2 separate regions of the Homo sapiens genome follow, and region 2 is linked to region 1. Evidence: read pairs that join two places in POLR2A ChIA-PET (ENCODE). Cell type or tissue: Caco-2. All regions are shown on one strand. Links, peaks and the distances in the headings refer to the core of each region. The heading gives the core; the rest is flanking DNA.

What was found. Peaks named below come from ENCODE experiments on the same cell type or tissue, not always from the same donor. Only the 100,000 strongest peaks of a DNase experiment are listed, where the experiment ranks them.
Region 2: POLR2A ChIA-PET joins it to region 1 with 10 read pairs; 4 of 35 experiments call an interaction of 5 or more read pairs at or near these places.

The regions. Positions count from the first base shown.
Region 1 is chr15:40,923,980-40,935,903 of GRCh38, reverse strand. DLL4 (delta like canonical Notch ligand 4) reads right to left here and starts at 6,564. Exons shown (of 11, transcript NM_019074.4): 1 at 6,170-6,564; 2 at 5,788-6,057; 3 at 5,222-5,279; 4 at 4,138-4,401; 5 at 3,673-3,733; 6 at 3,457-3,587; 7 at 1,187-1,356; 8 at 787-1,006. The coding sequence starts at 6,235. RefSeq lists silencers at 6,670-6,759, 7,353-7,422 and an enhancer at 9,873-10,718. In Caco-2, for the core only: CTCF peaks have their summits at 4,928 and 5,128; DNase peaks (open chromatin) are centred at 5,183, 6,033, 6,593 and 7,343; H3K4me3 peaks cover 3,927 bases.
Region 2 is chr15:41,254,406-41,266,329 of GRCh38, reverse strand. CHP1 (calcineurin like EF-hand protein 1) reads right to left here. Exons shown (of 7, transcript NM_007236.5): 3 at 9,340-9,420; 4 at 3,447-3,574. Among named protein-coding and RNA genes, the nearest start is that of OIP5-AS1, 22 kb to the left of the region's middle. In Caco-2, for the core only: no CTCF peak of the experiment used is centred there; DNase peaks (open chromatin) are centred at 2,039 and 6,329.

The sequences.
Region 1 (11,924 bases), core at 1,626-9,625:
TTTCCCCATTTGTTAGACTGGAGTAGAATGCTAGCCCCTTCATAGGATAGCCGGGAAGGTACATGAAGGCAAGAGCCCATGTTTGGTATATAGTTAATGCTCGGATAAGTACAATCATGACTGTTTTACTTCATCTTCACAACCACATGAAGGACAGAGGACAGGTATTATAGTTTCCCATTCAGTGATGAAGAAATGGCAGTGCCAGAGGCTTCAGTGAGAGAGCAGACTCCCTCTCAGCCCTTCCCACCCCTCTCCAGCTCCTGAGCGCTGCCTGCCTGCCTGCCTCACAGAGGGTCACCTGGGAGCCAGATAGACAAGGATTACCAACAGGCTTTGTGCCTCAAAAGGTGCAAACATTCAAGATGCCTCATGCTACCTCATGCTCTACCTGGGCACGGGGCAAGATGAGGCCTCCAGGAGCAGGGCTCTGACTGAATCACTGCCTCCTTTGAGGAGAAACATGAAGCCTCCAACATCCCTCTCTCCAGCTCAGGACTTCCTGGGGAGGGTCAGAGGCCACCCCAGCCAGGACGGGGTTCTGACATGGGAATAGGAATGGAAGCTATGCAGGGTGCATACCACCCCTGCTCCTAAGGCCTGCGTGCAACTAACCAGCTCCGCTTCCACAGCCCCCCAGCTGATCAAGCAAGCTCTTCGCCCTCCAGAGCAGATGGGGGGCCAGAGTGGCAGACAATGCCTCGCTCCTCTCCTGACCCTCCCTCACCAGAAGTCTCTCTCAGCCCCAGGGCCAGTCCACCAGGTTAGCAGGGCAGCAGCACGCACCGTTGGCACAGGGGTTGCTGGTGCACCTGTCCACTTTCTTCTCGCAGTTGGAGCCGGTGAAGTTGGGGGGACATTCACAAGCATAGTTGGCCCCCTGGTTGCGCTCCCGGCAGGAGCCCCCATTGAAGCAGGGGGAGTCGGCGCAGCTCAAGGTGCTGTGTTCACAATGCAGGCCATAGTAGCCCGGAGGACACAGGCAGTGGTAGCCATCCTCCTGGTCCTGGAGAGAGACCATAAAGGGGCCAAAGTCAGACCCTGGGGGGCAGGGATGTGTGACTGAAGGCTGGGCTCCACCTGCCCACAATGCCTGTCCATGGCTGTACATCCACTAACTGCCTAGGTTAGGGATGCCCAGACACCACCTGACACCTCTGTCTTCCTGCGCTGGTCTGGGCCTCACCTTACAGCTGCCTCCATTGCGACAGGGGTTGCTGTCACACTCGCTGAGCTCCAGCTCACAGTCCACACCAGTGTAGCCTGGGCGACAGGTGCAGGTGTAGCTTCGCTGCCCACTGTTGGAGCACGTTGCCCCATTCTTGCATGGGGAGTGGTGGGTGCAGTAGTTGAGATCTGCAGAAACAGGAACCAAGCAGCTGAGCAGGGCCAGGGAATGCACTCACCTCCAGGCTCCTTGCAGTCCATGTTTGCCCCCATGTTTGGCTCAAAGACACCTCAACTCAAAGTCTCCCAGGCCCAAACATCCTTCCTCCACCACCAATAAAATCTTTTTTCTTTCTCTTTCTTTCTTTCTTTCTCTCTCTTTCTCTTTCTTTCCTTCTTTTTTTTTTTTTTTTAACAGAGTCTCACTCTGTCGCCCAGGCTGGAGTGCAGTGATGTGATATAGGCTCACTACAACCTTCGCCTTCCGGGTTCAAGCGATTCTCATACCTCAACCTTCTAAGTAGCTGGGATTACAGGCATGCGCCACTGTGCCCGATTAATATTTGTATTTTTACAGGGGTTTCACCAGGATGGCCAGGATGGTCTCGAACTCCTGACTTCAAGTGATCCACCTACCTCGGCCTCCCAAAGTGCTGGGATTACAGGCCATCGCACCCAGCCTAAAATCATGTTTCTTTTTTTTTTTTTTTTTTTTTTTTTTGAGACGGAGTCTTGCTCTGTCACTCAGGCTGGAGTGCAGTGGCACGACCTCGGCTCACTGCAAGCTCTACTTCGCCATTCTCCTGCCTCAGCCTTCCCAGCAGCTGGGGCTACAGGTGCCTGCCACCACACCTGGCTAACTTTTGTATTTTTAATACAGACAGGGTTTCACTGTGTTAGCCAGGATGAAAATCATGTTTCTTAAAGCACCTTGAATCACATATGACCAGTGCAGTCAACCAAAAGTGAAACAACACAACTGGAACTGGAAGACGTCCTGCCAGGGAAACTCACAAACTGCCAACCCAAGTAGGATGAAGATAAGGAAGAAGAGCAGAGGGCAAGGCCACATGTCGGGGAGGAAGTCAGAAAAGGCTTCATGGAGGAGGGGCAGCTGAGATAAGCCTGGAAGGAGGGATAAAATTTCAACAGGTAGAAATGGTAGAGGAGAGATGAGAGCCACCATAGGCAGTAATCGGGCATTTTTTAAAGGAAGAGGTGTTACAAGGGTATTTTGAAATATAAGTATTTGTTTTTTTATTTGGGAAGGACAGGGAGGGAGAACCAGACAGAGTAAATATATGGCCTGCAAGTGCTGTGTTTGCATATGATGAGTATATGACTGTGTCACCTGGGAGCAAATATGGTGGAGAGGGAAGAGAATGAGCAGGAACCAGGTGTGTGAGTGTTGGGGTGGGGATGGTAGTAAAGGGACAGACACACACACACACACACACACACACACACAACACAGGGACTGAATCCCAAGCCCCTTGTTGACAGCAAGTCAGGGCCTAGGCAATTTCTTTCCACCCTGGCAAGCTCTCTGCCCACCCTACCCAGGCCTGCGCCGGTGTCTCTGGGCAGCAGGTGCACCCATTTGATCCTGAAAATGGGAGCTGCAGCTGGCTGCAGCTGGCTAGCAGGATGCAAGAAAAAAGGCTTCCTCCTCCCCCAAGGTTGGGGCTGAAAGGCCCCTGTATAGCCAGAGAGTGACTACCCCTAAACACCAGGTAGAGACCGCATGGGTTCAGGCAGGTGGTAACTAGGTAAGAGCAGGGGAGGCCGTTTGTGCCCACACCGAAAAGTCGGTTAGATGCCACTCCGCCCAGAGGCCCAGCTCACCCACAGCCTCAGGTGGCCGGTGGGCACACCCCACCGGACAGCTGTTTAGGGGAGAGCTGCTCAAACAGCCCTGGAAGGTAAGCAAACACTCAGGGGGTTAATAGGTAACTACGGGGTTGAAAGAGGAACTGAGCCTGCCATCCCTCTCTCTTTGGCTTTGCTAGGATTTATGAGTGCAACCTCCAGGCTGCCGACCTTGTCACCCCCCTGGGTTTTTCAGCCACCCTGGCTCCACCACCCCCTGCCGCCGCACCTGGAGAAGGACCCACCGCCTCATTCTGGGCCAGTTGTAAAGATCCTTAAAAGACCCAAGATCCTTGGAAGATCATGGGAAAGCCAAGTCTGCAGTCACCAAGTAAGAAGGATCCAGGTGACGAATCGGATTTCCACCCCCCAGCCCCATATCTCTTGCACCCTCTGCACCCTCTCTTCACCCTGACTCACCTTGGTCACAAAACAGGCCTCCCCAGCCCTCATCACAAGTACATTGCCAGGGAGTGCTGCAGGTGCCGTGGCGACAGCCATTGTGGGGGATGCATTCGTTACACAGCCGGCCCTGCCAGCCTGGGCGGCAGCTGGGGAACAAGAGAGAGGCAGAGTGAGGTGAGAGGCCTTGGCCAAGGGAGGGCTCCCACTCACCACTTCCTGTCCCCTACTCACAGGCACTCTGCTGGCTTGCTGCAGTAGCCATTCTGTTCATGACAGCCCGAAAGACAGATAGCTAAGGGAAGAACACAGAGCTGGGTGAGGCTGGGATACCAAGGACTCTTAAGCCCCATTCTCACCTGCTGGCCCTGGGGATCCCCTAGCTCTCCTGGGCCCTCTTCCTACTCCTGGCCTCCCAGAGGAGCCCCGAGTGTCTTAAAGTGAAATAATGGCACAGGGAAGGAGAAGCCAAACTGGATGGAATGTCATGATGGGGTTCTTGTGGGCTTTGGCATGATGGGAGGAGCACTGGGAAGAGACAGGAGGTCTGAGGTCAAGCCCACCCTCAGCATCCCTGAGGCCCAGCTAGTAGGAGGCCCAGACCCACTCTTCAAGGGAGGCAAGCTGTGACCAAGAAGCTCCACTGTGTTTCCTCAGGGGACCCTCCCCTTCCACACAGGTGGGAGCTTGACTGCTTACGCTGTTGGCAATATTCCCCAGTCCAACCGGGCAGGCAGGACAAGTTGCCATCTGGCTGGCACACATAGTGGCCGAAGTGGTCATTGCGCTTCTTGCACAGGCGGGAGCAGTTGTCTCCATAGTAGTTGTCACTGCAGATGACCCGGTAAGAGTAGCGCAGCCTTGTGAGGGTGCTGGTTTGCTCATCCAATAACCAGTTCTGACCCACAGCTAGGGAGCCCTGGATGGCGATCTTGCTGATGAGTGCATCTGGTGGCAAGGCCTCTGAGGGGGCAGAGGGTCGGGTCAGGGAAGGGTCGCCAGTCCCCAAGGGTGCCAGTGACGGCTGGCCAATGTCCTTCTTGGCTGTGATGATGGTGATCAGCCAACCAATCAGCCCAGTTATCCAGATGACCCCCGCCTGCCAGCAAGAACAGGCCAGAGGGACCCAAAGCCCCGCTACGTAGCTGCCCTACGTGTGTGCATGTGCAGGGGGCCTGATAGTATTCAAAAAGGGGACAATAGAAGGATGTTAAGATATCCCAGGGTCTTGGAGGCAGATAGGGAGGGGAAAGAGGAAAAGAGGTCAAAATGGAAAAAAGAGAAAAAGAAAGAAAAGCTCCCCAGGCTAGAGAGGACCCTGGGAGCAGGGGGTCCTTTGGTGCCCATTCAGGGGTTCTGCCTCCAGAGGTGGGTAATGGTTTTCTTTTTTCCTTTTCAAAGTGAGAATTGTTGTGCTGCTGAAATATCCTTTTCCTCTGTGTCAGAACAACATCCCAAAGCCATTATTCCCTTTCCAAAGGAGCGGAATTCGCGAAAGGTGTAAAATACAGGAAGGGGCCCGTCAGCGGCGCTGGCAGCTTCAGCCTTTCTCACCGCCGTACTCCCCGCGTTCCCACGCCAAAAATAACCCGCAGGAAACGCAATTGTGCTCTGAGTCCAGGCAGCGAGCGGAATCCGAGCGTCCAGCGCGGGGCGCAGCTCCAGGCCAAGCTAAGCGTCCTGCCTCCCACCCCCAAGCCCGCACTTCCCCCGCCTAGAACAGATTAACTCTTTCGGCGCTGCGCCGTGTCGCCCCCCTGTGGTGGCGGAGCGAGCTACTCACCTGGCCGCAGGTCGTCTCCTGGCGCGTGCCAAGCTTCGATGATGAGCGAGAAGGTACCCTGGGAAAGGGGGTGGGGGGACGGAGAGATGGCGAGATGAGCAAGCGGGGAGAGGTGGGGGTGCCTTGCGGCAGCCTGTTTAATTAATCTAATTGCAGGATTCAGTTACTGCGCCCGGGTCAACATAACGGGGCTGTGCACAGTGTAGCGCTTGAGCAGGGAAGGCGAGAGGAGAACCCCCGGTAGAGGGAGGGTTGAGAGACGGGAGAGTGTAAGGGAGAGCCACTGGAGGAGGGGGTGGTAGGGTACCGCCCCAGAGTGGTAGGTAATGAAAATCGTGTCCCAAGAGCTGGGGACGGGAGGACATAAACTGGGAAGACGGAGACTGGTGAGAGCCTTTTCTGGGATCAGTCTCAGGAGAGAGTCGGGAAGAGCCAGGAAAGAATGCATCCTGGGCTTTTTGGGGGTGGGGGTGTGTGTACAAGGAAATCTGGGGAGGGGGCTTTGGTCCCAGGGCGCCTCCTCTCTCGGCTTCTGCGACCTCCCAGTGCGCCCAGGCTGTGCTCACCGGCCAGGTGAAATTGAAGGGCAGTTGGAGAGGGTTGCGCCCCCCGCCGCTACTGTCGTCCCGGACAGCGAAGGAGTTGGTGCCCAATACCGGCGTGGAGACGGTCCCGAAGGTGCAGGGTCCGGGCGAGACGACCGCCTGGAAGTGCTTAAGGCAGACGCGGAAGAAAGTCCGGCAGCCGGGCTCGCAAGGCCGCCCACTGGCCAGTACGCCGCGCTCGTTGATGAACTCCTGCAGCTGCAGCTGGAAGACGCCGGAGCCGGCCGCGCGCTATTGCACAGGGACCGAGGGAAGGAGGGAGGGGACCGGTCAGCTCAGCTGGTGCCCGGGGCTGAGGCCCAGAGCGCGGCAGAGGGGACGGAGAGGGCGCGGGACGTGTTACCTGCTGCCAAAGTGCCACCAGCAGCAGTAGCGCCCAGCCAGAGGCGCTCCGGGACGCTGCCGCCATCCCCTCGGGCGTCGCTCTCTCCACCCGCGGGCCCTCAATCTGGCTCTGTTCGCGACGCCGCTTTCCCGCGCGTCCGCCAGCCGGCGGGGTCCCTGAAAAGAGGCGCTCCTCTCGGGACGCTGCTCCCCTTTGGCCTTCTCGCTGGCTCCGCTGCAGCTGCCGCTGTAGGTAATCCAGGTGACTACGGCTGGGCGGCGACCGCGCCGAGGACGCGTCTTCTGTCTAATCCTGGGGCTGCAAGCGGGCTAGTGCCGGTGTACGCTGCACCAAGGCGGCTGGGGCTGCGGCTCTTGGCCTCGTGTTCCCGGCCTGCGCGCAGCGCCGCTACTGAAACCTGCGCGCTGGGGGCCTTCCTTATATATATTGGCTCCTCTCCTCGCCGCCTGTCACTCAGACTCATGGTCATTCTCCCCTCCCCTCCCGGCCTCTAGCTGCTACAGTCCCAGCGCCGCCCGGAGGGGGCCTCCGCCCCCGCCGCTCCCCCCTCCCCGTCAGCCAGTCGGGCGCAGGTCCCCGCCCCTCCGTGCCGCTCCCAACCTCTAGGTCCCCCAGCTCTGCGCGTGCCGAGGTGACCAGTCCTCCGTGATGGCGGGGTTAAGGGCTGAGACCCTGGCCGCCGGAGGATAGAGGGGTTGCCCGGTAATGGGGCAGGAGGTGAGTGGGTGGTTCGGGGATGGTCTTGGGGGCGGAGACACTAGGCAGTCCCTGTAGGCTGTGCATCCGCAGCAGGCGCTAGTTACCTAGTGTTCCAAAGCAGGTAAAAAGAACTTAAGCCCGGAATGCAAAAACCAGCGCTAGGGAAATCCGATCTCCTTTTCCTTCCTGGAGCTTCTGGAGCCCTTGTCTCAACGGCCCCCAACCTATGAGTGCCCACCCACCACGCGTCCCCAGCGCAGCAGGGAAGCCAGCAGAAGCGTTAACCTCTCTGTGGCCACTCTGAGCAAGGCTAGGGGCTAAGGGTCTAAGGCTCGGGGCCCTCTCTGTGCACCTGTTGGGCGTCTCCCTCTCTAGCTAAGGGGGGGCGTGCCCAGCGCGTGCCTTCTCCCTTCTGCCCCCTGCCAGGGCTTGGCGCGTGCCAGAGACCCAGACGCGCGGTCCCTGAGGTGGGGGAGGGCGGGGCGTGGTCCCGGAGGTAGGAGGGGGGCGCGTCCTCAGCTGTATGGTAATGAGGTTCTGGCCCCGCCTCCAGCGCGTCCCCTCACCTGAGTCCAGCTTCAGTTCCTGCGCCCACTGCCTCCCCCCACCCCAGCAGCCCCAAGCCCCCGGCCGCGCCCTGTCGCTCAGCTGGGGCAAGGAGGAACTCTCCTGACGCCAGAGTTGGCTCAGGCCACTGGAGAATCAAGGTGAGGGACTGAGGCCGGGTCGGCCCGGGTCCTCGCCTCATAAGGCGGGATGTGGGGTGGAACTGGAGGCTTGCGGAGCTGTTTGAGTTTCAGGCGGCTTCCCAAGTCTCGCCCGAGAGGGTCCCCTGGGTGGCCCCACTCCTCCAAGCGGCAGCAGCGCAGCTGCTTTCTCGGAACCCGGCGTGATCCCCGGAGACCGCAGACCGGGGAGGGCCGGCTTCTCCCAGTCTCAGGGGTGCCGGGGAGCTCTCTCTTTGCGACGCCGAGGGCAGCGGGGGCCCTGTGGCTTCAGCTGTCAGCCCGCCCGCGAGGTGATGGCTGTAGTCGGGCGGTAAGATCAGCGCGGGGGGGGAGCCGGGACGCGGCGCGAACCCGGGGGAGGCGGTAAGGGTGGGGGAGCGGCGAGAAGCCCAACAGCTGCCAATGCCGAGCATGGTCTGATTTTTTTTTTTGAGTTGGGTGGTGGTGGTGGAGGACTGGGGGACGGGTGTGGTGGGGGGGGGAAGGATGAGAAACAAGAGGTTGGGAGCGTGGGTTGGGGGAGGGGCGAGGTGAGGAGACGGGCTCCGGGGTCCCCCACGCACGGCCACCCCTCCCAGCCACCATCTGGCGCGAGCGGGTTGGCGTGGGGAACCGAGGTGGGGCGGGGCGGCAGATGGGCCCAGGCTGCGCTCGGGAGTTAATGTAGGTTATGGGCAGGCGGAGTCCCAGGCCCGAGGGAGGGGGAGTCCGGGGCGTGCCTCCCGGCGATCCTGGCAAGTGGGCTCCCAGATCTTCTCTCCGCCTATACCCTATGGATCCCTGGACTTGCCTCTCTAAGATGCCAGCGGGTGCCCCTTGCTCCCCTCCAAGCTGGCATCCAGCCCTACCTAGCCCTGTCCTCTCTCAACTCCAAATCCTGGCCCAGGAGTTAATAAAAACATCCTCCTTTTCTGGCGCTGGTCCTGCTTACCTGACCCTCAAGGGAGACATCTAGTCCCACACAAGGCATCTCTCCCAATACTGGAAAATCTGGAACACTCTCTACCCTCATACACGCCCAGACTAATGTGCCCAAATGTACTTTGCAAATTATCAAGGACCAAACAAAAGTTGGGATTATTATCTTCAGAGAGGCAGCACCCAGGAGATCCCAGAGATCTAGAAAGGCTCTGACCAGAAGAGGAAAGGGTTAAATTCTCAGCATCAAAAGACATTCATGAAACACCTATTTGCGGAGGCGCTGTCCCAGAAGCTCATTCCCGGGCTAGGACACTGCCACCCTTGGCCCTGGGTACCTACGAGCGCTCCCACACGCTGCGGTCGAGCTTTGCCCACATTTGCTGAGCAGGAGAGGGTCATGCTGCGGGTGGGGAGCCCAGTGCGAAGGCCGCAAGTGTTTCTGTCAGCCCAAAACTGGGGCTGCGCCTTCCTTCTTCTCCCACTCGGGACTTTCGGACTTGCGGGCGGAAGAACGCTACACGCGTGGTCCTGGGATGGGAGGCCACCGATCACCGTGGGGCTGGACCCCCATCGAAGTCGGCTGCCCCCGCCCCTGACGCAGACCCTCCACAACAGCATGGAAAGGGTGCACAGATAGACCCAGAGTCCGAAAGACCACTGACCCTCCGCAGGCCCAGGGTTCCTCAATTCGACCCGCACCCTCAACACTCCCCAACGTCGGAAGCGGGCGCAGGGTCGAGGCCTGGCTTCATGAAAGGCCCACCGCCTCTGCCCCTAGAGGCCTTCTGCTTCTGCTGTCCCCCTACGCTTGGCCATTGCGCATAGTCCTCCAGCCATAAGAACCGGCACTGAGGACCGGGAAGCGCTAAGGTCGCCTTCCAGCGGTGTCCCCAAGCTGACCCCAGGTTATTGGGGCGCAACAGGAGCCTCGTAGAGCCTCGGGACTCCTCCCCCGCAGCGTAGCCTCTGTGCCCTCCCCACGGCCGCAGGCGCAGCTCCGAGACCTTCAGCGCGGTTTTGCCTCTCCTCTCCCCAACCCCCTCTCAGGGGACGGCGCTCTTCGCGGGGCACACTGCACCCGGGTAGGAGCGCGGTGGGGGCCGGGCCACCGTGCCTGCTGGGCAGACCAGGGGCGGGGAAGCAGGCCTGGCTTGGGCGGGGCGCTTAAGCCTTGAGGGGCGCCGCTGCGGTCGCTGCGGAGAAGGGGCCACGTGCAGGGAGCGGCGGCCGGGGAGCTGCACAGAAGGCGTGGAGATTTGCAAACTGTTGCTGCCACATGGCTGCTCCATTCGATCCATTCACATTGAAATGAGGCCGGCGCGTGCCTCATCTGCCGCAGGGCGCTGCCACGCGTCAGCCCGGCCCGCCGCGTGCCAACTGGGGCAGTGGGACTGGCAGAGCCTGGCAGCCGTGGGGGCGCAGCCCGGGGCCTGAGGCCAGGAGGGTGTTGGGGGAGGGAGTCGAGCTACCCTAGCCATTCAGGCGCCGCAGTTTCAAGGACCTTGGCCCTACAATTGGGAGTGAGCTGGCGAGAAAGGCCCAGGACCGACGGGTTTCAGAGGGGGGCCGGGATCGATGCCGCCGCTCCCCGCAGATGCGCCCCGGCAGGGCTACTCTCCATCTGCCGCTGCTCGCACCTGCCGGTCAATAAATCGATTTTACAATTTAATGCAGCAGCTTCCCGCCCGCCTGGGACAGATGCCGCAGCAGAACCACCTCCGCCCTCGCCCCTCCCCTCGAGGGGCGCCAGCGGTTAGGGACGGGATTCCCGCTCAGCAGGCGGTGCCCCGCGTGGCCTCCTTCACCTCTCTCTGGAGCCCCCACAAGGAACCGCCTGCTGAGGGTTTTTCCCGCGGGACAGAGTGGGTTCCCCATAGAACAGGCCTGAGACTGGAGAGAGGAGTGAGGAAGGTGATGACTTGGTGGTGGCCTTGAGAACTCATCTGGGGGCTTCAAGGGAGGAACAGGATGCAGTGACTGATGATAAGAAGGGCCCCGGTGAGAAGGAAGGGGTAGGGCATGGGCGCTGAGGGACACCGAACTCTGAAGAATCTTGGTCAGGGGGACTGAGCAGAGATGGGGAGGAGGCAGGAGGAACGAGTCTCTCCCCACCCTCCAGGTGAGTCTGGTGAATAAGCCTGACATGGACCTGCTTCTTGGCACTTCCTAACCATGTGGTCTTGGGCTTGTAACCTAACTCTAGCTCTACACTCAGTTTTCTCATCTGTGCAATGGGATAATAATAATAGGGATGGCCGGTGTGGTGGCTCATGCCTATAAGCCCAGCATTTTGGGAGGCTGAGGAGGGCAGATCACTTGAGGTCAGGAGTTCGAGACCAGCCTGGCCAACATGGTGAAACCCTGTCTCTACCAAAAAAAAATACAAAAAGTAGCCAGGCATGGTGGTGTTTGCCTGTAATCCCAGCTACTCAAGAGGCTGAGGGAGGAGAATTGCTTGAAGCTGGGAGGCGGAGTTTGCAGTGGGCAGAGATCATGCCACTGCACTCCAGCCTGGGCGACTGAATGAGACTCTGTCTCTAATAATAATAATAATAATAATAATAATAATAATAATAATAATAACCTTGGAGCCTTGGAGAGTGGCTGAGGGACTGTATCAGATTATGCATTCATGGGACCCAATAAACAGTCATTTCCTTTCCCCCAGGTGACATCCAGACAGTCAGGGGCAGACTTAGAGTGGAGGGGAGCTCCCTGACTGCAAATGAGTTCCAGAAGGAAATGAAGGAAAAAGGAGAACCGCAGACAAATGCTCATAAGGGATGAGGCATGAGGAGCAGAGGGTGGGGAAAAAAGAGAGGAAAGCTAGGTGGGGCTCGGAAGGGATCCGGACCCTGTGGAAAAAGCCAACTGTTGGAGGTCCTGTTTGTGGCAAGAGGGTGTGACAAAGTTCTTGACTGGAGGGAGAAGACTGGAGCTTTGAGAATGGGTTTGGGGAAGATATGAAGGTTTGGAGGAACTAACTGCTCACAGTCTTGGCCTTCGGAAACCAAGACGGCACTCCTGCCAGGGCCAAGTGTAGGTTTCAAATTGTAACCCCTCCTCCTTCATGGTGGCAGTTCAGAGCTGAGACCTGTGGCAGGAAAGAGGGGCATCTTCTGCCCTGGTCCTTGAAGCTCCTGGCAGATCAGCCCTCTCTGTGTCACCAAGACAGCACACTGACCGGGCTGGACCATCCACTGGCTGATGGCTCATGACTGATGACCCAAATGTGCCAAGGAAGGGATGTCCAAGTGGTTGGGACCCTTGGCAGGAGACAGAGTCCCTGCTCTTGCTTCTCACAAGACCAGGAGGGCCTCCCCTCTCCTCCTCCCATGTTCCCCAGGAGCCCGAGGGCCTAGGCTAGTTGCAGACTGTCTCCCTTGCCTTCTCAGAAGCCCCAG
Region 2 (11,924 bases), core at 1,828-9,827, 330 kb before region 1:
CCTTTTACACAAAGCACTATTATTACTATTATTATTATTATTCTTTGAGATGGAGTTTCACTCTTATTGCCCAGTCTGGAGTGCAATAGCGTGATCTCGGCTCACTGTAATATCAGCCTCCCAGGTTCAAGCAATTCTCCTGCCTCAGTCTCCTGAGTAGCTGGAATTACAGGCATGCACCACCATGCCTGGCTAATTTTGTATTTTTAGAAGAGACATGGTTTCACCATGTTGGTCAGGCTGGTCTCGAACTCCTGACCTCAGGTGATCCACCCACCTCGGCCTCCCAAAGTGCTGGGATTACAGGCATGAGCCACCGCGCCTGGCCTACAGAAAGCATTATTATAACCTCACCAATCCAAAGAGGAAAGCAATAAGGTACCACTTCCAGGAGACAAACAGAAGAGCAGAGTGGCACTATGTGTGCTTGGGCCTGTGCCTACATGGGCATAGTTCAGCCTTGCTGATCGTGATTAAAATTCTCTCACCGTGGCTTAGAAAAGAAATAGAACAAAGTGTGTTCTCAGAGTTCCTGAAGACAGTATTCTATGCAAAGTATAACCCATAATAAAATTTGGTTCCACTCCTCTGTAAACCCACATTTCTTTTTTTTTTTTTTGAGATGGAGTTTTGCTCTGTTGCCCAGGCTGGAGAGTAATGGTGCAATCTCGGCTAACTGCAACCTCTGCCCCCCAGGTTCAAAGTATTCTCCTGTCTCAGCCTCCCGAGTACCTGAGATTACAGGCGCCCGCCACCACGCCCAGCTAATTTTTTGTATTTTTAGTACAGACAGGGTTTCACCATGTTGGCCAGGCTGGTCTTGAACCCCTGATCTCAAGTGATCCACCCGCCTTGGCCTCCCAAAGTGCTGGGATTACAGGCGTGAGCCATCATGCCTGGCCTGTAAACCCAGATTTCTAAGTAACACATCTCCTTTTTTTTTTTTTTTTTTTTTTTTTTTTTTTTGAGACAGAGTCTCGCTCTATCACCCAGGCTGGAGTGCAATGGCATGATCTCGGCTCACTGTAGCCTCCACCTCCCAGGTTCAAGCAATTCTCCCGCCTCAGCCTCCTGAGTAGCTGGGATTACAGGCATCCACCATTATGCCTGGCTAATTTTTTTTGTATTTTTGTAGAAATGGGGTTTCACTATGTTGGCCAGACTTGTCTCGAACTCCTGACCTCAGGTGATCCGCCTGCCTCAGCCTCCCAAAGTGCTGGGATTACAGGCGTGAGCCACCGCACCTGGCCCACATCCCCTTTCTCTAAGGTAAATGTGTCTCAGTGGCAAATGTATTGCTAGGTATATGACATTCAATTGCTCTCAGTCTACAGTAAGAGGCACCATGCTACAGCTTATACAGCCCTGTGGGAACTTCAAAGAGAAGCAACACATTTAGACAGAAATTGAGGACTTCTCGGACTCTTCTAGTCTTTTCTTTGGCATTAGAATAGCTTCGGTTTTACTGGTCTAATTACATGAATGTGATCCCTATACATAGACTGCAACAGAATTCTAATTAATTTTTAGCTTCCTATAAAAGTTAATCCAACAGCCAAGACTAAAGTATGTAATGAAAAAAACAGGCTGGGTATGGAGGCTCATGCCTGTAATCCCAGCACTTTGGGAGGCCAAGGTGGGATGACTGCTTGCGTCCAAGATTTCGAGACCAGTCTGGGCAACATAGTGAGACCCTGTCCCTACAAAAAATTAGAAAATAAAAAATTAGCTGGGTGTAGTGCACACGCCTGTGGTCCCAGCAACTTGAGAGGCTGAGGCAAAAAGATCACTTGAGCCAGGAAAGTCAAGGCCATAGTGAGCTGTGATCACGCCACTGCACTCAGCCTGGGTGACAGAGTGAGACCCTATCTCAAAAAATTAAGCAAAAACAAAATAAAACCAAGCATAACCTGCATAGCACTTTGTTATTATTCTATCTCATCCTGAAGTCTGCCATTTCTGTGGCATTCCAACCTTTTTCCTTAGCAGAACCCCAATCACAGCATCAGGAGGGGAATCTCATTAGCCTAATCTCCTCGGCACTCGCACTCTCCTGACCTGAACTGACTTATCAAAGTGAGGGGAAGGACTTACATTCCATGCTTGGGAGGAGTGTTGCTCAATTTCAGTCTCGATCTCTCTCTATATATATCTCTCTTCCTCTACTGCCAGATGTGAACAAGAAAAAAAAAAGCCCTGTTAACAACTGAGAGCTGCCATGTGACCATAATACTTTAGGATAAAACAGACTATGAGGATGGCAGAGTAAAGAGAAAAATCCCTAGTTCTTGAAACAGAATCAACCCTCCTGCCGGCCTAATCTGACTTGTAAAGTGAGCTAATATAGTTCCCTATTGTTTAAGCCAGCTGAGTCAGCTAAAGGTATCCTAAGACACCATGTAACGCCCAAATCCACTAGTGCTATTTCGAAGATTTTGTTTTGTTTTCTTTTCTTTGTTGAGACAGAGTTTCTGTCACCTGGGCTGAAGTGCAGTGGTGCCATCAAGGTTCATTGCAGCCTCAACCTCTCAGGCTCAAGCAATTCTCCCACCTCAGCCTCCCAAGTACCTGGGAGCACAGGTGCCTGCCACCACACCTGGCTAATTTTTGTATTTTTATTAGAGACAATGTTTCACCATGTTGCCCAGGCTGGTCTCAAACTCCTGGGCTCAAGTGATCTACCTACCTTGGCCTCCCAAAGTGCTGGGATTACAGGCATGAGCCACTGCGCCCAGCCTTCAGTCAGTTTTAATACAACTGTAATTTCAACTTGTACTGAATAAAAAGATAAATTTAATTTCAATTTCCTGGAGAAGTGTTGTAAGGGATTGGGCAATATTGTACATGAACCAATAAGGGCAGAAGGGAAGGCAAACAAGTATTAAAGGAAAAGAGGCATGAGACACGGGTATAAAAATTAAATCTTGCACTGTATCCAGCTGTCCCCCATTACTTAAGTCACATCCAGTGTCTATCAAATTCTAAGATGAGCTGAGGATTGCCATTATTCCTTAAAGGTGGGGCCTGGGTCTTGTTCACTATTGCCATGCTAGCACTTAACACAGTGCCTGGCACACGGTAGGTGCTCAATGAATTATAATGATACTAGGTAACACTTATTAAGTACCTAGTATATGCCAGGCACTATGTGAAGCACTTGACATTTATTAACTCATTTAATCCTCACAACAATCCAATGTGGAACCCCTTAGTATCCTATTTTACAGAAGAGAAAACTGAAGCCCAAAGAGGTTAAGTACCTTGCCCAAAGTCACACGACCAAAAAAGGGTAGACTAGTATTTAATCTTGGCCAGTTTAGCTCCAGAGTCTGAGGTCTTAACCAGTATGCTCTTGTAGATGCTTGTTCAAATAATGAGTGAGTAAATACATGACTTTTAAGAAATGAAAAGCAAGTATTTTAAGCCAGAAGACTTTAGCTCCTTACAGTGCAGTTTGTTGCTTCGGCTGTTGAGTGGTTCGGGTCCATTCACATCTTTGCTCTTTTCATTATCCTCAATGGGGCGGAAATGAGCCAAAGTTCGCATGAATCCACGGAAGTTTACCTGGTCCTCTCTGATTGTGAAATATAACAAACACAACACCATGTCAATCACGGTGATTATTTCTTATGAATTAAATATACTGGCAACAGCTTTAGCTACGGTAGCCTGAAAGGTCATTTAATGAGGTTTCTTTCCATACGCATGGTACTTTGGGACTCACAGTACCATATCATTTAAGCCTCACCCCAACCTTGTAAGGCAGGTGCTATTACTCCCACTTTATAAATGATTTAACCAGATTTAGGTAACAGGACTTACCAGGGATAAAGTTATCTATTGAATTTACTTGCATCTGTTTTCCAAAAAATGAATGTAGAGTAGTGCCAGCACTATACAAGACAGCCAGAACTTGAACTCATTGCTTTGAACTCTGCAGCGAGCCACAGGCAGCCCAATGACTCCTCAGCCACCTCCCACATCTCCCCCATCTCCCCTGCAGTAATGTATACCAAGGGATATTTTAAAATTAAGGCACATTATGGAAAGGCCGCTTTTAAAATAAAGTTTATTTAATTTTTAATTTTTCTTATTTATTTATTTATTTTGAGACAGAGTCTTGCTCTGCTTATAAATAAATAAAGTCTTGCTTTATTTATTTATTTTGAGACAGAGTCTTGCATCCAGGCTGGAATGCAGTGGCACTACCTCGGCTCACTGCAACCTCCGCCTCCCGGGTTCAAGCAATTCTCCTGCCTTAGCCTCCTGACTAGCTGGAACTACAGACGCCCGCCACCATGCCCGGCTAATTTTTTGTATTTTTTTTTTTTTTTTTTGAGATGGAGTTTTGCTCTTGTTGCCCAGGCTGGAATGCAATGGCGCGATCTCAGCTCACTGCAACCTCCGCCTCCCTGGTTCAAGCGATTCTCCTGCCCCAGCCTCTGGAGTAGCTGGGATTACAGGCATGCGCCACCACGCTCAGCTAATTTTATATTTTTAGTAGAGACGGGGTTTCTCCATGTTGGTCAGGCTAGTCTCGAACTCCCGACCTCAGGTGATCTGCCCGCCTCAGCCTCCCAAGTGGTGGGATTACAGGTGTGAGCTGCTGCACCCAGCCTAATTTTTTGTATTTTTAGTACAGACAGGGTTTCACCGTGTTAGCTAGGATCGTCTCAATCTCCTGACCTCATGATCTGCCCACCTCGGCCTCCCAAAGTGCTGGGATTACAGGCATGAGCCACCATGCCCAGCCAAGTTTATTTAATTATAAAAGCAAACATAAATTTGAAAATGTGGAAAAAAGAAAAGTAGATAGAAAAATACTGATCCGAGTTCTACCAATTACAACCACAGTTAATATAAATATATTTTCTGGCTGGGCACGGTGGTCCATGCCCATCATCCTAATACTTTGGGAGGCTGAGGCAGGCAGATCACTTGAGGCCAGGAGTTGAGACCAGCCTGACCAACATGGTAAAACCCTGTCTCTACTAAAAATACAAAAAAATTAGCTGGACGTGGTAGTGGGCACCTGTAATCCCAGCTACTCGGGAGGGTGAGGCAGGAGAATCGCTTGAAACTGGGAGGCAGAGGCTGCAGTGAGCCTAGATTGCACCACTGCACTCCAGCCTGGGTGACACAGCAAGACTATGTCAAAAAAAAAGAAAAGGAAAGGAAAGGGAAAGGAAAGGAAAAGGAAGGAAAAGGAAAGGAAAAGGAAGGAAGGGAGGGAGGAAAGGAAGGAAGGAAGGAATCAATCAATTAATCAATCAATCAATCAGCCAGGCATGGTGGCTCACGCTTATACTGCCAGTTATTTGGGAGGCTGAGGTGGGAGAATCACTTGAACACACAGGAGGCAGAAGTTGCGTGAGCCGAGACTGCGCCACTGCACTCCAGCCCAGGTGACGGTGCAAGACTCCCTCATATATATATGAATGCATTTTCTTCTAGTAACTTTTCTATGCTTTTCAGATAACTGTATTAGTATCCTGCCTTTTTTTTTAACTTTTAAGCATTTCTCCAATCAATATAAATACTTTGAAACATTTAAAACATATGCATAATTCTGTGGACACATCATGATTTTATTATTCCCTCATAATTGGATAATTTTTCTCTAAATAATCTTTTAGGCCAGGCACAGTGGCTCACGTCTATAATCCCAGCACTTCAAGAGGCCAAGGTGGGTGGATCACCTGAGGTCAGGAGTTCAAGACCAGCCTGGCCAACATGGTGAAACCCCGTCTCTACTAAAAATACAAAAATTAGCTGGGCCTGGTGGTGCATGCCTGTAATCCCAGCTACTTGAGAGCCTGAGGCAGGAGAATCACTTGAACCCCAAAGATGGAGGGTGCAATGAGTCGAGACTGCACCACTGCACTCCAGCCTGGGTGACAGAGGGAGACTCCATCTCAAAAAAAAAAAAAAAAAAGTTTTGAAAGACCTCTTGTGTATAAAGCCTTTTTGGTACTTAAGCTTGGAGAAAATCTTTTCATTGTGCCACAGGCTAATCAATAACCCTGTAAGAAATAATTCTCAAAACTTGAATGAAGAATGTTCTTTAATATTAAAAAAGAATGCCCCATGTAACATAATATAATTTATTTATCTAAGGCAGATGGCCTGGTTCCTGTGGTTACCTAAAAAAAAAAAAAACCCCAGCCTTTCTGTGCCCCACCGAATAGCTGAGGTATGTAGGTTCTCTTCTGTGCTCTATAGACATGCAGTTCATAGCCCTTCTAAAGGCAGAGTTCAAAGGCTAGCCTGTGAGCCATCTGTACTCAAAAGAATGACCTTGGCTGGGTGCAGTGGCTCACGCCCATAATCCCAGCACTCTGGGAGGCCGGGGCGGGCGGATCACCTGAGGTCAAGAGTTCAAAACCAGCCTGGCCAACGTGGTGAAACCTTAGCCAGGCGTGGTGGCGTGAGCCTGTAGTCCCAGCTACTTGGGGAGGCTGAGGCAGGAGAATCACTCGAACCCAGGAGGCAGAGGTTGCGGTGAGCCAAGATCACACCACTGCATGCCAGCCTGGGAGACAGAGGGAGACTCCGTCTCAAAAAAACAAAAAACAAAACAAAAGAATGACCTTTTAGTTCTTCGATGTATCTATACTGCTAATGGACCAGTATCTGGTCAAAAATGTCAGATCTGAGGAATCAAGTAATGTGGAGTAAAGTTTAAAACATATGCTAGAAAAAACACATTAATGATTATTGCTAGCATAAAGTTTCTGGGTAAAAGGGAATTGAATAACCATGGTCCACTTTCAAATCTCATTCTTTAAAAAAAAAAAAAAAAAAGCCCCAATGTGCATATGCCTAGGGAAGAAAGAAAAACCCAGAAGCCAAATATATCTATCTGATTAGAGCAAGAAGCAGAGTCGCAGCTTGCTAAGAGCTAAGCAGTGCAGCCCAGTAGAGCCCTCCACTTCCTCATATGCACTCTGTCCCATTTCCTTAGCAGTAGATTGGTGGACAGAATGACAGGTGATATTGTAGTCACAGCAAATGTAGTTTAGTCTTACAAAACAGCTTCCCACAAGCTGCTTCTTCAAGTAATCAATGGTGACTAAGGAATTCTGAAAAAAAGTTGGCAAAGTGACTCTCCTGGGTTTACTTTTCATTGCAAAAGGTTTGGATACAAAGCATAGCTGTGAAAGTTATCTCTGGATAGGGTTCAATGCTTTGCAGGGGTAAAAGAGGAATTAGAAAAAAGGAAGAATTCAGCATAAAAACCACACCTGAAACAAACAGGGCAGTTCAAGGAGAGAGAAAGGAAAAAATGAAAGAGGGCATAAGATTCCTCATAGTCAACGTGATTTGATTCCCATCTTTACATGAACTAACTGCCCGACCTAATTCCCCTTCTGACTTTCACTCACATTTCCTGAATGCCCAACCCTCTCAACTAGCAAATTCCTTTGCTCTCAATTTAGAGTTCTAAAATTTCCTCTCCAGGCATTTTATCTGACAGTGTCCTCATTGACAGTCTCATTATTAAAAACTGGCACCCATATAATATTTTGAAGTCCTGTGGGTCATAGACTATCCATATAAACCAGGAATAGATTGTTTAGGAAATTACTTAAAACAAGCTTATATGTAAGTTTTATTGTTGAAAAGGTACCTAATCAAATCAGTAAATATTTACTCACTACTGTGAAGGCAGTGTATTAGGTAGTAAAGCATATCAAAAGACTAGTTTCATGTTAGAAAAACCCACATTAAGAACAATCTACTTGACAAAGCATATGTGGTGAGAACTATGTTTATTCAATATCACGAAAGTAAAATAAAGGCTGGGGAAATGTTCCAGATTAAAGGAGGCTAAAGAGACATGACAACTGACCCAGACTAGATCCTGTACTGGAGGCGGGGAAGTGCTATAAAACAGATTATTGGATGACAAAATTGGAATATGAATATAAATTAGAATAAACTGGATAATATGTTAATAAAACAGAGTAATAGATTAGATAAGAGGATTGTATCAATGTTAAGTTTACTGAAGTAGATAACTATACTATGGATATGTAAAAGAATGTCCCTATTCTTAGCAAACACACACTGGTGCATTCAGAGGTAAAGGGTCATTACTATGCAACTTACCCTGAAATAGTTCAGAAATACAATTATGTGAACACACATACACAAAAAAATTACATAAGTATGTGTATATACATACATGTATGTATGTGTATGTATGTACGTACATGTAGGCATGTATGTATGTATATACACACACACGTAGAGTATGTGTAGGTAGAGAGAGGGGAAAGAGAGAGGGAAAAAGTGTCTGCAAGAGAGGGTATGTAGAGTAAGCACGGGTGTACAAGCTGCGCTGTTCAATACTGCAGTCACTTGTCACATCTGGTTATGTGCACTGAAAACATGGTCAGTCTGACTTGATATGTGTTTAAGTGTAAATTACACACTGGATTTCAAGGACTTATTATGAAAAAATGTAGGCTGGGCATGGTGGCTCACGCCAGTAATCCCAGTACTTTGGGAGGCTGAGGCAGGCGGATCACCTGAGGTCAGGAGCTCAAGACCAGCCTGGCCAACATGGTGAAACCCTGTCTCTACTAAAAATACAAAAATTAGCCAGGTATGGTGGCATGTGGCTGTAATCCCAACTATCTCGGAGGCTGAGGCAGGAGAATCGCTTGAACCCGGGAGGCAGAGGTTGCAGTGAGCCGAGATGGCACCACTGTACTCCAGCCTGAGCGACCGAGCAAGACTCTGTCTTAAAACAAACAAACAAACGAAAAAAGGATCTCAGTTATTTTTAATATTGATTATATATGGAAATAATATTTTAAATATATTAAATAAAATATATATTACCAAAGTTAACTTATTTTTACTTTTTAAATGTGGTTACTAGAAAATGTAAAATTACGTATGTGGCTTGCATTATATTTTTATTGGCTACTACTAAGAAGAGAGCACACAAATGAGGCAAAATGTTAACAATATAACAGTAGATGCATCAGGGCAATAAATATACAAGTATTCTCCGAATTACTTTTAACTTTTGCAACTTTTTTGTAAATTTGAAATTATTTCCAAATAAACATTTTTTAAAAGTCTAGTTTTACATCAATGATAAACATAAGAATTTTGAAGATAGGCTCATATATCTATTTGAAGTTTAAAACACACAGGAGGGTAGAACAGAAGAGATATTCTAGAAATGACAAAATTAGAATTGCTCAATATAATCAGGGGGTATCACAGTCTGAGATGGCACAACCAATATCATTATTCCAGATTAGCAAATAATTTAGGTTGTGATAGCCTCAGGAAGGAAGTCCAACAACTGTACTGACTCACCCCTCTGGAAAGAAGGCATTGATGATCCGGTCCCCCAGTGGGTTGATGGCAAGTTCTGGAATCCTCTGGAAATCTTCCCGGCTGCCAAGAGAATCACCTTGAGTTAGATAGAGATCATTGCCCTTAGCATGAACTCCTTAAGTCAGGAGGTAACAGGGTGTAACCTAGCAAGAATATTACCTCCTGGAATTTACTTCTGTGGCAAATTATACCAAATAACTGCAAAGAATAGCACTTTAATAGCTGCCAAGTGTTTCTTGCACCAACTCAGAAGTGGAAGGAGCCAGATTTGATTACGCCACATTCCAGTGAATTTAGCACACAGGTTACGTCAATAAGCCAACTGATGGACAAATACTAAGCTGTCCCTTAGTAAATGATTTCTTGAACATTAGCATTGCGTACCTAGTTATTAAGTTTGGAAAGTGAACAGCAAATGGAAAGTATCAAATACTGCAGAACTTGAATATGGGGACAAACACTTAGAGGGGTCTCCATATCCTTGTTAAGATTTTTAGGCACTTACAAAATGCAAGGAATTCTTAGGTGCTATTTACATGCAAGGAAATAATGTGACAACCAATTGATTTCCTTGTTCTGACTCTGGCTTTTTCTCCATTTCCATGTTCTGTGGACTAGGGCTACAGAAGTATTTAACCCTCAAACATGACAAGAGCAGTCATCCTCACATGACTTAGGCGAGGTTATACCAAAGCGAATATTGTCAGTTACCATTCATCACATATATATCATGTGCTGCTCTGTTTACATACATTATTCTCATTTCTTCACGCCAATGTTTTATGTATACCCTTTTAGAGCTGAGGAAATTGAGAGTCAGGAAGATAAAGTAACTTGCCCAAAGCCACACTACTCCTAAGTAGCAGAACTGTGATTTAAATCTAAGTCTGTAAGTCAAAGTATGTGTTCTTTTTCTAAAAACCATATTTCTTTCCTATATTGAACTTTTTTTTGAGACAGAGTCTTGCTCAGTCACCCAGGCTGGAATGCAATGGCATGGTCTTGGCTCACTGCCACCTCCACTTCCCAGGTTCAAGCGATTCTCCTGCCTCAGCCTCCCAAGTAGCTGGGATTACAGGCACTCTCCACCACGCCTGGCTAGTTTTTTGTACATTTAGTAGAGACGGAGTTTCACCATGTTGGCCAGGCTGGTCTTGAACTCCTGACCTCAGGTGATCTGCCGGCCTCGGCCTCCCAAAGTGCTGGGTGGGATTACAGGAGTGAGCCACGGTGCCCAGCCCTAATATTGAACCTTTTGAATGAAAGTTACTCTCCCCCAAATTCTTTATTTTTATTTTTTTGAGATGGAGTTTCGCTCCCAGGCTGGAGTGTAGTGGCTTGATCTCTGGGTTCACTGCAACCTCCTCCTCCCGGGTTCAAGCGATTCTACTGCTTCAGTCTCCCAAGTAGCTAGCATTACAAGCGGGTGCTACCATGCCCGGCCAATTTTTGTATTTTTAGTAGAGGTGGGGTTTTACCACATTGGCCAGGCTGGTCTTGAACTCCTGACCTCAGGTGATCCACCCACCTCAGCCTCCCAAAGTCCTGGGATTACAGGCGTGAGCCACCGCACCCAGTCCCCCAATTTTTCAATAAGTATTTTTTAAAAACTTTCTTTTGTTGGTTCCTGGGCCAAGAATACAAAGCTGTCTACAACTTATCTGTGCTGCAGTCTTCAAAAATATCAATGTCATGGAGGACAAAGAAAAGCAGAGGATTGTTCCAGATCAAGGGGGGGCTAAAGAGACACACAACAAAACCCAACACATGATCCCGGACTAGGAAAAAAACTGCTATAAGGACATTATTGGATAATATGTGAAAATGAAGCATGGACCATATAAAATATGGAATATTACATAATGGTACTGTTTCAAAATGCAACTTTCTTGATTTTGATCTGAGAATGTCCTTTCTATAGGAAATAAACAGTGAAGTATGTGACAAAATGTTAACAATTGGTGAATCTGGGTATCAGAATAAAAGTTATCTTGTATTGTTCTTGTAACTTCAAGTTTAAAATTATTTCCAGATAAAAAGTTAAAAAAAAGATTATAAACTAGATTTTACTCCTGCCTTCAAGAAGTTTACTTACAGACAGATAAAATGTATACCTCCACCCTCTTTGTAATATATGCTAGCAAAGACGGAAGATAATAAAATACTCCTACTGTACCCAGGAGACTTCACGCTCTTTTCCTCTTGTGGTTTAACGTTTACGTGGTGCTTAATTAACTCAGCAAGCTCTTCTCCACCACATTTGGTGACACAGGTAGAAACTGACCTAGTGGACTGAACACAAAGCTCTGGAACAATCATCCTGGATTCTAGTCCTTCTTGACCATTTAGTGTAATAATTTTATATCAATGCATGAACCAGAAGAAGTCATTCATAAGATAACTGGATTGCTTAAGATGATGAAAGAGAAAATTACCGAGGTCCTGATTATTTAATTCAACAAACATGTACTAAGCTTTTATTACATAATTTGTTCTGTAATACAAAGTCTACACTATCATCAAAATGTAGCTCCTCCTGTCTGACAGAGGTCAAGAAACAATAA